Regions from separate parts of the Homo sapiens genome. Here region 1 is linked to region 2. The links are chromatin contacts, found by Hi-C or POLR2A ChIA-PET in ENCODE. All regions are on one chromosome and are shown on one strand. The core of a region is the stretch at or near the end of the contact, and the rest is flanking DNA. Distances in the headings are between cores, read along the strand shown. Region 1 holds the start of PRKAR1B-AS1 (PRKAR1B antisense RNA 1). Region 2 holds the start of INTS1 (integrator complex subunit 1).

What was found. A loop is a pair of places that touch in the nucleus more often than their neighbours do. ChIA-PET counts read pairs that join two places held with the same protein, here RNA polymerase II (POLR2A). Pooled maps may share reads with other maps.
Region 1: a loop to region 2 is called in a pooled map, with 13 times the contacts of the local background. The contact joins the promoter of PRKAR1B-AS1 here to the promoter of INTS1 in region 2. A Hi-C loop is called at or near these places in 5 of 50 pooled maps. POLR2A ChIA-PET finds 5 or more read pairs at or near these places in 2 of 52 experiments (activated CD4-positive, alpha-beta T cell and common myeloid progenitor, CD34-positive).

Annotation. Positions count from the first base shown.
Region 1 is chr7:598,076-604,094 of GRCh38, forward strand. PRKAR1B-AS1 (PRKAR1B antisense RNA 1) reads left to right here and starts at 4,770. Exons shown (of 2, transcript NR_110054.1): 1 at 4,770-5,222. The region is part of intron 6 of PRKAR1B (protein kinase cAMP-dependent type I regulatory subunit beta); the gene reads right to left. RefSeq lists silencers at 3,458-3,567, 4,308-4,367 and enhancers at 5,463-5,512, 5,573-6,019.
Region 2 is chr7:1,500,781-1,506,684 of GRCh38, forward strand. INTS1 (integrator complex subunit 1) reads right to left here and starts at 3,609. Exons shown (of 48, transcript NM_001080453.3): 1 at 3,543-3,609; 2 at 3,123-3,221; 3 at 2,121-2,411. The coding sequence starts at 3,180. RefSeq lists a silencer at 3,255-3,814 and enhancers at 4,701-5,297, 4,923-5,112, 5,298-5,893.

The sequences.
Region 1 (6,019 bases), core at 3,520-6,019, 900 kb before region 2:
TACGTGACATGCACGCCTGGGGTGGCAGTCGCCACTGGCACAGCTTCAGGAGGCATTCTGCACTAAACACCATCACCCTCCAGCACCCTCCAGACTAAACACCATCACCCTCCCTCCAGCACCCTCCGCACTAAACACCATCACCCTCCAGCACCCTCCACACTAAACACCATCACCCTCCCTCCAGCACCCTCCACACTAAACACCATCGCCCTCCCTCCAGCACCCTCCACACTAAACACCATCGCCCTCACTCCAGCACCCTCCGCTCTAAACACCATCGCCCTCCCTCCAGCACCCTCCACACTAAACACCATCACCCTCCCTCCAGCACCCTCCACACTAAACACCATCACCCTCCAGCACCCTCCACACTAAATACCATCACCCTCCCTCCAGCACCCTCCACACTAAACACCATCACCCTCCAGCACCCTCCACACTAAACACCATCACCCTCCAGCACCCTCCACACTAGATACCATCACCCTCCAGCACCCTCCGCACCAAACACCATCACCCTCCACACTAAACATCATCACCCTCCCTCCAGCACCCTCCGCACTAAACACTATCACCCTCCCTCCAGCACCCTCTGCACTTCTGTTCCGATGCAGGGGCCTCTTGCTGAGCCACGAAAGCAGTGTGGACTCAGAAGATGTGAATCTGAGGTCGGGAGGGGTTTGCTTGACATGGGAGAGCCAGGGAGGCGGGTAACATCTTGTGCCCAAGGAGGTGAGTGAGCCTCTTGGCCCCTTCAGGGAATGAGGACACCACCCCCTCGAATGGCTGCCCAGGCAAGTGGCAGGACATCCCCCTGCCTTGGCAAAGAGGATGGGGGCTCTGGGAGCAGAGAAGGGTGAGTCTCCACAGAGCCAGCCCGGGACGGCCGCACCTCCCAGCTTTCTGGGATTCTGTCTCAAAGCGGGGATCCGTGGCTGCTGCCGCTGCAGGCAGGACCCAGGGAAGCTGGACCAGGACGCGCTGCCCATGAGGCCTGGAGAAGCCCAAGGCCTCCGAGAGCTCCCTCCGCAGCCTCAGAGGAAGCCATTGTGCGGGTCCCACAGACGGCCAGGGCCACACTGTGCTCGGCCGCCCGGAGGACAAAGGGGCCATCCTTCTCAGGACACTGGCCACTGTCACCACTCCCGGCGCAGTGCGGGCCCCACCCCAGCTGGTACGCAAAGGGGCTACTTCTTGTTGTGTTTCATTTTTTTGTTTTCTCTCTTTTTTTTTTTTGAGATGGAGTTTCGCTCTTGTTCCTCAGGCTGGAGTGCAATGGTGCGATCTCGGCTCACCGCAACCTCTGCCTCCCAGGTTCAAGCGATTCTCCCGCCTCAGCCTCCCGGATTACAGGCAACTGCCACCACGCCCGGCTAATTTTGTATTTTTAGTAGAGACGGGGTTTCTCCATGTTGGTCAGGCTGGTCTCAAACTCCTGACCTCAGGTGATCCACCCACCTCGGCCTCCCAAAGTGCTGGGATTACAGGCGTGAGCCACCACGCCCAGCTTCTCTTCTTTTAAAAGAAAAAACAATGGGGGTCCCCCGCGGGGCAGCATTTACACCCCACCATCACTGCAGCTTCTCTGGCGCCGAGCTCACACCTGGCTCTGCCCTGCCCCCTGCCCACCTTCACTCGCTCACCCTCTGTGTTTAGAAGTCAATGGTGGGACAGAGGTGCCAGGAGCTGGGGGAGGCACATGGGCAGGCCCCCCATTCACCTTCACTCGCTCACCCTCTGTGTTTAGAAGTCAATGGTGGGACAGGGGTGCCAGGAGCTGGGGGAGGCACACGGGCAGGCCCCCCATTCACCTTCACTCGCTCACCCTCTGTGTTTAGAAGTCAATGGTGGGACAGGGGTGCCAAGAGCTGGGGGAGGCGCACGGGCAGGCCCCCCATTCACCTTCACTCGCTCACCCTCTGTGTTTAGAAGTCAATGGTGGGACAGGGGTGCCAGGAGCTGGGGGAGGCGCATGGGCAGGGAGTGTGTAATGTGGACAGAGCTTCAGTTTAAGAAGACAAGAACATTTGGGAAATGGACAGTGGTGACGGTTGTAAAACAACGTGAATATTCTTAATGCCACCGAACTGCACAAAATGGTTAGAATGGTCAGTGTGGTGTGTCTTTTACTACAATTAAAGTAGGGCCGAGGGCAGTGGCTCATACCTGTCATCACAGCACTTTGGGAAGCCCAGGCGGGAGGATTGCTTGAAGCCAGGAGTCTGAGACCAGCCTGGGCAACACAGCAAGACCCCGTCTCTATGAAAAACTTTAAAATTAGCTGGACGTGGTGGTGCACAGTGGTAGTCCCAGCTTCTCGGGAGGATCGCTTGAGCCCAGGAGTTCAAGGCTGCAATGAGCTATGATCACGCCACCGCACTCCCAGCCTGGGCGACAGAGCGAGACCCCATCTCAAAAAATTAAAAAACGAATTTTAAAAACACACAGAACACAAGACACAACCTGAATAACATCTGATCAGATCACCAAGCTGAGGCGCCCTGCTCCGGGGTACACCCAGCTGCCTGGCGGTGCTCCCCAGCCCCCCAGAAAGAGCTCTTCCCCCAGACGTGTTGTGTGAAACCGAGGGAAGCCCGGAACGGCCAGCGTCAGTGGGGACGTCGTGATGCCTGGGACGGGGAGCAAAAAGAGGGAGTCGGGATAACGGGCCCAAAAACAATCAGGGGAAGAGTCGAGCCCCAAACAGGGCTTGGAAGGGAGCTACGTTCCCAGGCCTGCAAAGTCAGCAGCTGAGTGTCCTTTTAAATAGAAATGCTATGTTCCATGAATAAAATACATTGGAAGATATTTTTATACTTAGAAAAATGGATTATAGCTCTTGGCAACACACGGACGGCAGCAGGCACTTTCGGAGTCTCTGGAAAACCGTAATTCAAACTGAACCTGGTGCTCTTGGCATTTTGTCACCTGGCCGTCCCCCTGGACGCTGCTGGTCAGAGGGCAGCGTCCACCCTGCAGAAGTGGGTGACGTCCACCTCCAAGCTCTGCTGGCTTAAAGGGCCAGGGCCAGGTCCTTGAGGGGACGGCTTCCTGATGGGCCTCCGGCACTTGGCCAGCGCAGTTAAATACCCACGGCAAACGGCCGTCCCTTCCCGCCACGCAGAATAAAACCAGGGAAAACCGCTAGCCTCAGAAACCCACTCGGACCCTGGGTAGCCGTAGTCCTGCAGCCCCGAACCCAGGGTACATCCATCCCATTGCCCCAGGGAGGCGATTTACAGAAACCAGCAAACAACATGCAGCACCCAGGGTTCACACAGCAGCTGGATGGGGCTGCCTGGGGCTGCCATGCGGCCGTTCCCCCGGGTGCTGTAATAACAGTAATTATTATAATACATATGCCCATAACTCACCCGGGCTACCCAACATGCCACTTTTTCATTCCAGATTCCTTACTGAGCATCCTTTGATTCCCTTAAATGTGGCCTTCACCCACACGGGCCCTGCGGATTTACCCTGCATGCGAAGGGCCTCCCACATCACAGGAGGGCCCCTGCAGGCAGCTCCTGCGCCCGGCCCCGCCCGGCCCCGCCGGGCACTCCCTGACGCCCACCCCTGCCCTGGCTGGAAAATCTGAAGTTGATGGAGGTGCTTGGTGTTCGTGCACAGCCGCCTGGGACTCACGGGACAGCCCCATAAGTCACAGCCGGTTCCCGCAGGGGGCCCGGCCATCCCACGTGAGCCTGTAGCCAGGAAGTGGGCATCCACCCACGGGGCTCAGACATCCTGGCTCTGGAGGGCCGGGTCCAGCAGAGGCCTTAAAGCTGCCTTTGTGCCTGACCCGGGGGGGCTGGGGAGGGGTAGGGACGGGCAGGGGGAGGCGCAGGGACGGGCAGGGGGATGGGGAGGGGGAAGGGGAGGGATTTGCCAGGACAATATATTTGGGGAACTCCAGTTACACGAGGGTGACCTCACTCTTTCCTTTCTCAAAATTGCCTCCCAACGTCCCCGGGCCTGGCGAGAAGCCAGGCAGGACGCCACGACGCGTCGTGTCTGAGAGAAAACCGTCTCCCCTCCACTCAGGCTTCAGCCCCGACCCCACGCTAACTGGGCCAGGGCAGGGGCTGGGCTGGGAGGGGACCCAGTGAGCTCAGGGCTGGAGGAAACGGTCCCTGCTTTGAAGTGGCTCCGGCACCGGCCTCTCCCACCACCCTGTCATGTATGAAGGAGTTACAGACGGCGGCGGGGGGAGGGGGGGTCTGTCCTGCTGGAAGGACGGAGGGAAGGGAGATGCCTCACTGAGTCCAGAGGTCGAGGGGTGGGTGGGGATTCTGCGAGGATGAGGAGGAGGAGGAGGAGGTCCCGCCAAGGTCAGCCGGGGCAGCAACACCTCCCGGCCCCTTTGCCGAGGTCCTGGCCCAGGTGGGGCTCCCGGGAGCCTGGAGGCCAACGGCGGAAAGACAGGGACCTGATCCCTCCAGCAGTCCCAGCCGCCGGCCCCTCACACCCTCACCTCTCCCAGGAAGTCCTCAGCATGCTGCCGGCTGGGGCCTGGCGCTGGGGCAGGAGGGTGGCCACCCGCGCTGAAGATGAGGACAAGCCCGGGGCGTGGGTGGTGGGCGTTTCCTCTGTGGGGTGGACGAGGCTCTTGCGGTGCGTGTGTTGGGGACATGAGACGGGGCGGGGCAGCTGCCAGGCGGCCAATGGCTTCCACACCAGGGGCCAAGAGCAGAACCCCAGGAGGGTTATCTCAGTCTTCCCGGCAGCAGTGAGCTCTGTTCGTTTTTCTGAGTAATATGGAAATGGCACGGCTCAGCCACACAAGGGCCTGGGCAAAGGTCACGGCCAGCAAAGAACACAGCCTGGGTCCTCTGAGTCCCGAGTCCACGCGATCCTGACCCGTCCACCACCCTCCTCGAGACACGACAAGTTAGGCGGGAACATAACCTGGGAGCCCCATGTCGGTTTCAGGCTCCACAAGGGATCTCTGGGTAAAGGGTTTGTCTCTTCCACATCTGTTCATTTAGGAGAAGCAAAGAACATGGAAAGCAGAATTCCTGGGGGTGGCCTCAACCCCAAGCCCTGCCGATGCAAACCGGCACCTTGAAGATGCCTTTGGAATTTAACTGGAAGATTTGAATGACATGGGCAGACACAGAAGAGGGAGAAGCATTCCACAGGGGAGGAAAGGCCTCAGTGGGGACCTATGGAGCTCCCAGGCCCACCGCAGGGAGGCAGGTCCTCGGTCATCTGCGGAGGTCAGTATCTATCAAAGCCCAGCCGCAGATAGATGAGCTGGGCCTGGCGGGGTCTTGTAGGATGTGTAGGAGTTTGTGAGGCAGAGCAGGAATGAAAGCAGAGGGGACAGGAGGGGCAGAACCAGAGTCAGGACATTCATTGGCTAATTTCCTGTTCTTGGTCCCTCTCCCCCATTAAGCCACAACCTCCCCCACACCAGAGCAGGCACCAGGTCCTCCTCGTCACAAGTGCCAGGCATAAAGCAGGCACTCAATAAACATCCAGGAAGGAGACGGCAGGGGAGGAGGCGACATGATGACTCCAGGACCCAGAGTGGAGGTGATGGGGGAGGAGGTGACACCAGGACCCAGAGTGGAGAGGGCAGGGGAGGAGGTGACACGGTGACACCAGGACCCAGAGTGGAGGGGATGGGGGAGGAGGTGACACCAGGATCCAGAGTGGAGAGGGTGGGGGAGGAGGTGACACCAGGACCCAGAGTGGAGGGGATGGGGGAGGAGGTGACACCAGGACCCAGAGTGGAGAGGGCGGGGGAGGAGGTGACATGGTGACACCAGGACCCAGAATGGACAGGGCGGGGGAGGAGGTGACACGGTGACACCAGGACCCAGAGTGTGAACTAGAAGAGGGGCTATAAGTAGTAGCATGAGATTTGGGGCTGGGATAAAGCGGTGGGTCCAGTCAGGAAGCTGCCCATCCCATACCTCCCGCAGAGGTGGCTCTGCCTTCAGCACTGCTGACCACTGGGCAGGCCTGGGCTGCCAGGGTCTCTCTGGGATCAGCCCTGCCCCATCTGCTG
Region 2 (5,904 bases), core at 2,359-4,858:
CTTCTTCCCACTTTTCCTCCCTCTTTCCATGGGTGCTCGGCTCACAACCTTCCTCCAGACGAGTGCCTGACCCTCCCACATCCTCTGAGGAGCACCAGGGCCAGCACACACCTTTCCTATCGTCGTGTTTGCCACTGTTGGATCGGAGGTTTTCTCATTTTCATTCTGATTCTTCTCTGTCCCAACAGTTTTTTAGGACTGTGTTTTTAAATATCCACAAACGGCCAGGTGCAGTGGCTAGCACCTGTAATCCCACCACTTTGGGAGGCTGAGGCAGGTGGATCACCTGAGGTCAGGAAATCGAGACCAGCCTGGCCAATACAGTGAAACCCTGTCTCTACTAGAAATACACAAATTAGCCAGGCGTGGTGGTGCATGCCTGTAATCCCAGCTGCTTGGGAGGCTAAGGCAGGAGAATCATGTGAACCCGGGAGGCGGAGGCTGAAGTGAGCCGAGATCGTGCCACTGCATTCCAGCCTGGGGAACACAGCGAGACTCTGTCTCAAAAAAAAATAAATAAATAAATAAATAATAAATAATAAGTAAATACATATCCACACACATGTGGACAGAGGCATTGTGATCTACCTTAACTGCGCCCGGGACAGAGACTTGGAATAAATTTCCTGATGCCGAGACAAGCTGGGGGACAAGTGGGCTGCCAGCATGGAGGGACAGCCTGGGACATTTACCACAAATGGCTGGATGCAGCCATCTCTCTGTTTTGCTGAGAATAATACTATAAAGTGATCTACCACTCAGAATACGCTTTTCATAACCACGTCTCCTCTCATCTTCAAAACCTCCTTTCTACAGGAGGTAGTGCTAAAGATAAATAAAGCACCGAGCCGCCGGCGGCCGAGAGCCCGGGCCAGGATGAGGCCTGTGGTCTCTGTCTTCAATCCCCACCGGCACCAGCTGCCCAGGGACACGCCTCATGGGAGGTCTGAGGCTCGACCTCCTAAAGCAGTCCCCCAGCTGTGCCATCCTGGGCCGTTTGCCCCCAGGGCTCCCTGATGCCAACTGAGTCCAGCACAAACACTGCCCACAGCGCCCAGCCTCAGCTCTCATGAGCGTGTGCTGCCCAGGCCAGGCCAGGCCTCCATTCCCTGGGCACAGTCCATTCTCTGCTTGGCATCTCCCTTTCCTGCCTGCCCCGGTTTCATCGCCTGTGCTTCCAGGCCCAAGCCCATACTGCAACTCCCTGCCAGGCCTCCTCCCTTCCAGGGCCGTCGGGGACTCACTCACAGGCTTGCACTGCAGCAGCCTGGTCCCTCCCTGAGGGCAAGGCCACAGCCCACAAGTCCCCTGGGTCCTGTCTGGCACAAAACTCAGTAACCAGAGGTGGCGCGGCTTGAACAGACACCTCACTACCAAAGTCATCAGGACACTTGTTCTTTTTGACTCCTACAAAGAAATTACCCAAAAGAGATGCTCCCACAGAAACAAAACACTGCAGACCATGAGGCTTGCTGGGGCTGGTGCGATAGCTGCCAGAGCGACTCCCAGGGAGTCACGGAGCCTTGAGAAATGGTCGTTGGGAAAATGGCGCAGAGGGGCAGGGGCGATTCTAGGCACACAGTTAAAGGCATTTCTGCGAGAACGGGACAGTGGTGAAGCTTACATTCCCCCGTTGATGTCCTTACTGTTCTGCTGCTTTTCAACTGAAAACAGGGAGGGGATCAACTCTTCTCTGTTGGTAACCAGGAGGGAAGGAGGAACCAAGTACACATCGCCTCCGCTCAGGTTGAGAGAGGAACGCACCAGGATGGGCAACCTTGAGAACAGACACCTGGGGTGTCGTCACGCCCGGTTTACCCCCAGGGCTCAGACAGTGCCCGTCACAAAGGGGGCGTCCAACAGACACATGAGACAAACAACTCAATAAGGGAGTGACCCGGTTCTCAAAGGGCAGCCACTGGCAGTGCAGGACGCAGATGCACACACGGGATAAGGGCATCTACGTGAGAAGCACTTCCAAGAACAAGCCACAAACATCCGCTCTCCCAAAGGACCTCGGCCATACGGGCAGCACTAGGCCTGGAGGGGGCCTTCCCTGAACACCTGATGGACGGCATGAGCTGAGGGGTGTTCTCGGGGGATGTCCACAGACTCATTACCTTCAATTGGCACCACAGATGGCTCTTTAATCGACGGAGAAATGGCTCGTTTTTCTGCCACTGCAGCCTCAGCCAGGCGCCCCAGGGCACTCAGAGGGGGTGTGGAGGAGAGTTTGGGGCGTTTGGTGAGACCGGTGAGGGCCGAGGCACTGGACAACGCGGCCGCCGCATCCCGCTTGCGCTCAGAAGGCAGGCCGGAAGGGGCTGGCTTCAGCAGGGTGGACGCCGTTTTCGATTCATTGGCCTGACCCTTTGAGCCCAGAGCAATGAAGTCTCCTGGGGGAGGGTGCCCTGCAGAGAAAGGAGAGAGAAAACCGGGCACATTTGCAACACCCAAGATGGAAAAAGACTGACTCTAACCTCCTGTTATGTCAGAGGGGATTAAACAAGGGTCAGAGGAGGCAAGGAAGAAGCCAGAGCTCACTCAGCAGCCTACAGCAGAGCTGGGACCAGCAGGATACGCACAGGTGATGGTGGACAGTCACGTAGCGCTAACCACAAACCAGGCCATCTCTGGTCTATCCAAATTAGTGTGCTTAGTAACCCCCGCCCCGAGTTTCCGCAATAGGTGCTATTACTCTAACTTTACAAGAGAGAAAGGGACACAGAGAGGTTAAGCGACGTGCCCAGCGTCACACAGCAGGCGAGTGGCAAAGTCCGGAGGATCTGAGCCGACAGTTCAGCCGCAGACCCCGTGCTACGCTACACTGTGCTGCCTCCCGCCTCCTGGCTGGGGAGACCTTCCGCTACTGTCGGCCGCCTTGCAGCTCAGCCTGAAACGAGATCACCGGGGTCCCGAAGGAAGTCGCCACTGTCCCAAGCCTCCCAGGGACTCTCAGAGCCGCTGAGGACCGAGAGCAGTGTTTCCAGACCGAATTCCTGGAAACAGCCGCGGCTGCGGAACAACCAAGCCCAACGCAGGATCCGCGGCAGCTGAGATCCCCAAAGACCCCCAAAGACCCCCAAAGACCCCCGGGCTGCAGAGCGAGGAGGGAGACGCACCTGAGGGTTTGGCCGCGGCGCTGGGCCGGCGCACCGTGGTGGGCTTGGCCCGGTTCATCCTGCCCCGTCCCTCGCGGCTCCCGGCGGCTGCGGCGTCACCTGCGGAGGAGCCAGCGTGCGGTCATTCCTTCACTCATTCGCTCGTTCGCTCGCTCATTCGCTCCCTTGCCGCACGGGGCTTGGGCCTGGGACCCGGGGACAGTGGTCCCGCGCCCGCCCGGCGGGGCGATGCTGCAGGAGCTGCAGGGACCCCGCCTCCCAGCCGCCCGGGAGCGGCTCAGTCGGGCGGCAGCAGGCGACGCGGACGCCGGGCTGGAGGCGGCAGAACCAGAAGGGACGGCCCAGAGGCCGGGAGCGGTAGCCGGGAGAACCAGGCGCTCGCCCGGCAATGAGGAAGCGCCCAGGCCGCGGCTCACTTACCTCTGGCCCATCGCGACCGGAGCGCCGCCGCCGCCACCCGGCCACCCCGGAATCGGAAACCGATCTCACCGCCCTCGAGGACCCGACTTCCGGAACAACCGGAAGGAAAACAGTGCGGCGGGAAGCGGGCCCAGAAGGAGGCGCGAGAGGCCCGCGGCGCCGGCCTGATGCCTGCAGCGCCCCATGGCGGCGGGAGGCGGGCTGGCCGGCGCCGCGCGCATGTGGTCCGGTCCAGGTGGGTCGGCGGCGCGGGGCAGGCGCTGGCCTCTCCATTCACAGGTGGTGCTGGCGTTGCGAAGGGACGCACTCCAGGACGCACGGCGGGGAGGAGTGGCGTCAGGGATCCGCGGATGAGTCAAGTGGCAGGTTCTGCACGTCCCGGAGAGCGGGGGCGGCCGGGGCGCAGGCACTGGCGAGGGGGCGCAGCCCGGGGGGCTCCCGGGGAGAGACCCTGTCTCAAATAATAATAATAATAATAATAATAGCTTTATTGAGATAGAACTCGTGTTCCACAAAGTTCACCCTTTTCTTTTTTCTTTTTTTTTTTGGCACGGAGTCTCGCTCTGTCGCCCAGGCTGGAATGCAGTGGCGCGACCTCGGCTTATTGCAACCTCCACCTCCCAGGTTCAAGCGATTCTCCTGCCTCAGTCTCCCGAGTAGCTGGGATTACAGGCGCCCGCCACCATGTCTGGCTAATTTTTTTGTGTTTTTAGTAGAGACGGGGTTTCACCATGTTGGCCAGGCTGGTCTCGAACTCCTGACCTCAGGTGGTCCGCCCGCCTTGGCCTCCCAAAGTGCTGGAATTACTGCGCCCGCCCCGCCCCCACGCCTTTTTTTTTTTTTTTTTAATGGAAACACTGATGGGAACAAAACTCAAAAGACACAAAAGATCATACAGTTGCCAGGTGTGATGCTCATGCCTGTAATCTCAGCACTTTGGGAGACCAAGGCAGGAGGATCGGTTGAGTTCGAGACCAGCCTGAGCAACATAGCAAGACCCCCATCTCTACAAAAAAATAAAAATTAGCTGGGCATGGTGGCATGAACCTCTAATCCCAGCCCTTTGGGAGGCCAAAGTGGGAGTCTGAGACCAGCCTGGGCAACATAGTGAGACCCTATCTCTACAAACAAAAATCAAGAATAAATTAGCCAGGCATGGTGGTGCATGCCTACGGTCCCAGCTACTGAGGAGGCTGAGGTAGGAGGATCTCTTCAGCTTGGGAGGTCAAGGCTGCAGTAAGCTATGATGGTGCCACTACGCTGCAGCCGGCCGACAGAGCGAGACCCTGTCTAAAAAAAAATAAAAATAAAAGGTGGGGGAATCATCCAGTCAAAGGGTCGAAGGTCTCCCCTGACCCCTGAGCAGCTGGTCCCCTCCCCTGGAGTCAGCCTGTGTTCTGATTTGTGCCTGTGTTCCCGGCTTTTCCGTGTGCGTTCAGGCAGCCACCCGTGTGCCTCCCTCTGCCTTGTCACCCTGCAGGTAGCGCACGGCTCCTCTTTTCTGCACCTGGCTTTTGCCACTTAACCACATCTTGGAGATCTGTTCCCAGCAGGGCACTGACTCGAACGCTGCCCCGCCACCGAGGGAGTCCTGAGCACCGCCTGCCCGGTGTGTCCCATCTCCTCATCCAGGGACCGCAAGGCAGAGCTGGTCTCCCTGTGCCCCTGAAGTTGGGTGTGGCCATTTGACTGTGGCCTCAGTGAGGCTCATGGCCCCAGGCTGCAGCCTGAGAACTGCTGTGTGACCCGCCACGGTCTCTTTCCACTCCTGTGGGCACCAGCTGGGTCCCCGCAGGACCCCAAGGGCTCCAGGGCCCTGCACCCTGCGCTGTGTGGGCAGCGAGTCCGGAAGGAGACGTCCGTGGTGCCCATGGGAGGAGAGGCCGGTCAGGCGCGGATCCCTGCCGGACGCCAGGCGGGGGCTGTGCGGCTTCATCCCTCTACAGTTTCTCAATCTGTCCCTCAGGGTAACTCTCTAAGGGGAGGGGAGATCCGATGGGGTAATGCTTCCTCCTCCTGTCACCTGAATGGGAGCACCCTGCACAGAGCTTCCTCTGCCCCGCCACCTGCCTCTCCTCATCCTCTGACCAGCATCACCGCCCCTGCATGCGGGGCCTGTGCCTTCGGCAAATGCCCTCACCCGGGCCCAGGCCAGAACCTCAGGGTCGACCTTGAGAACAACTACCTCCTCCTCCCCCTCCCCCTCCCCCTCCCCCTCCTCCTCCCCCTCCTCCCCTTCCTTCTTCTCCCCCTCCTCCCCCTCCCCCCTCCTCTCCTCCTCCCCCTCCCCCTCCCCTCCTTCCCCTCCCCCTCCTCCCCCTCCCCCCTCCCCTTCGTTCCCCTTCTTCTCCTCCTCCCCCTC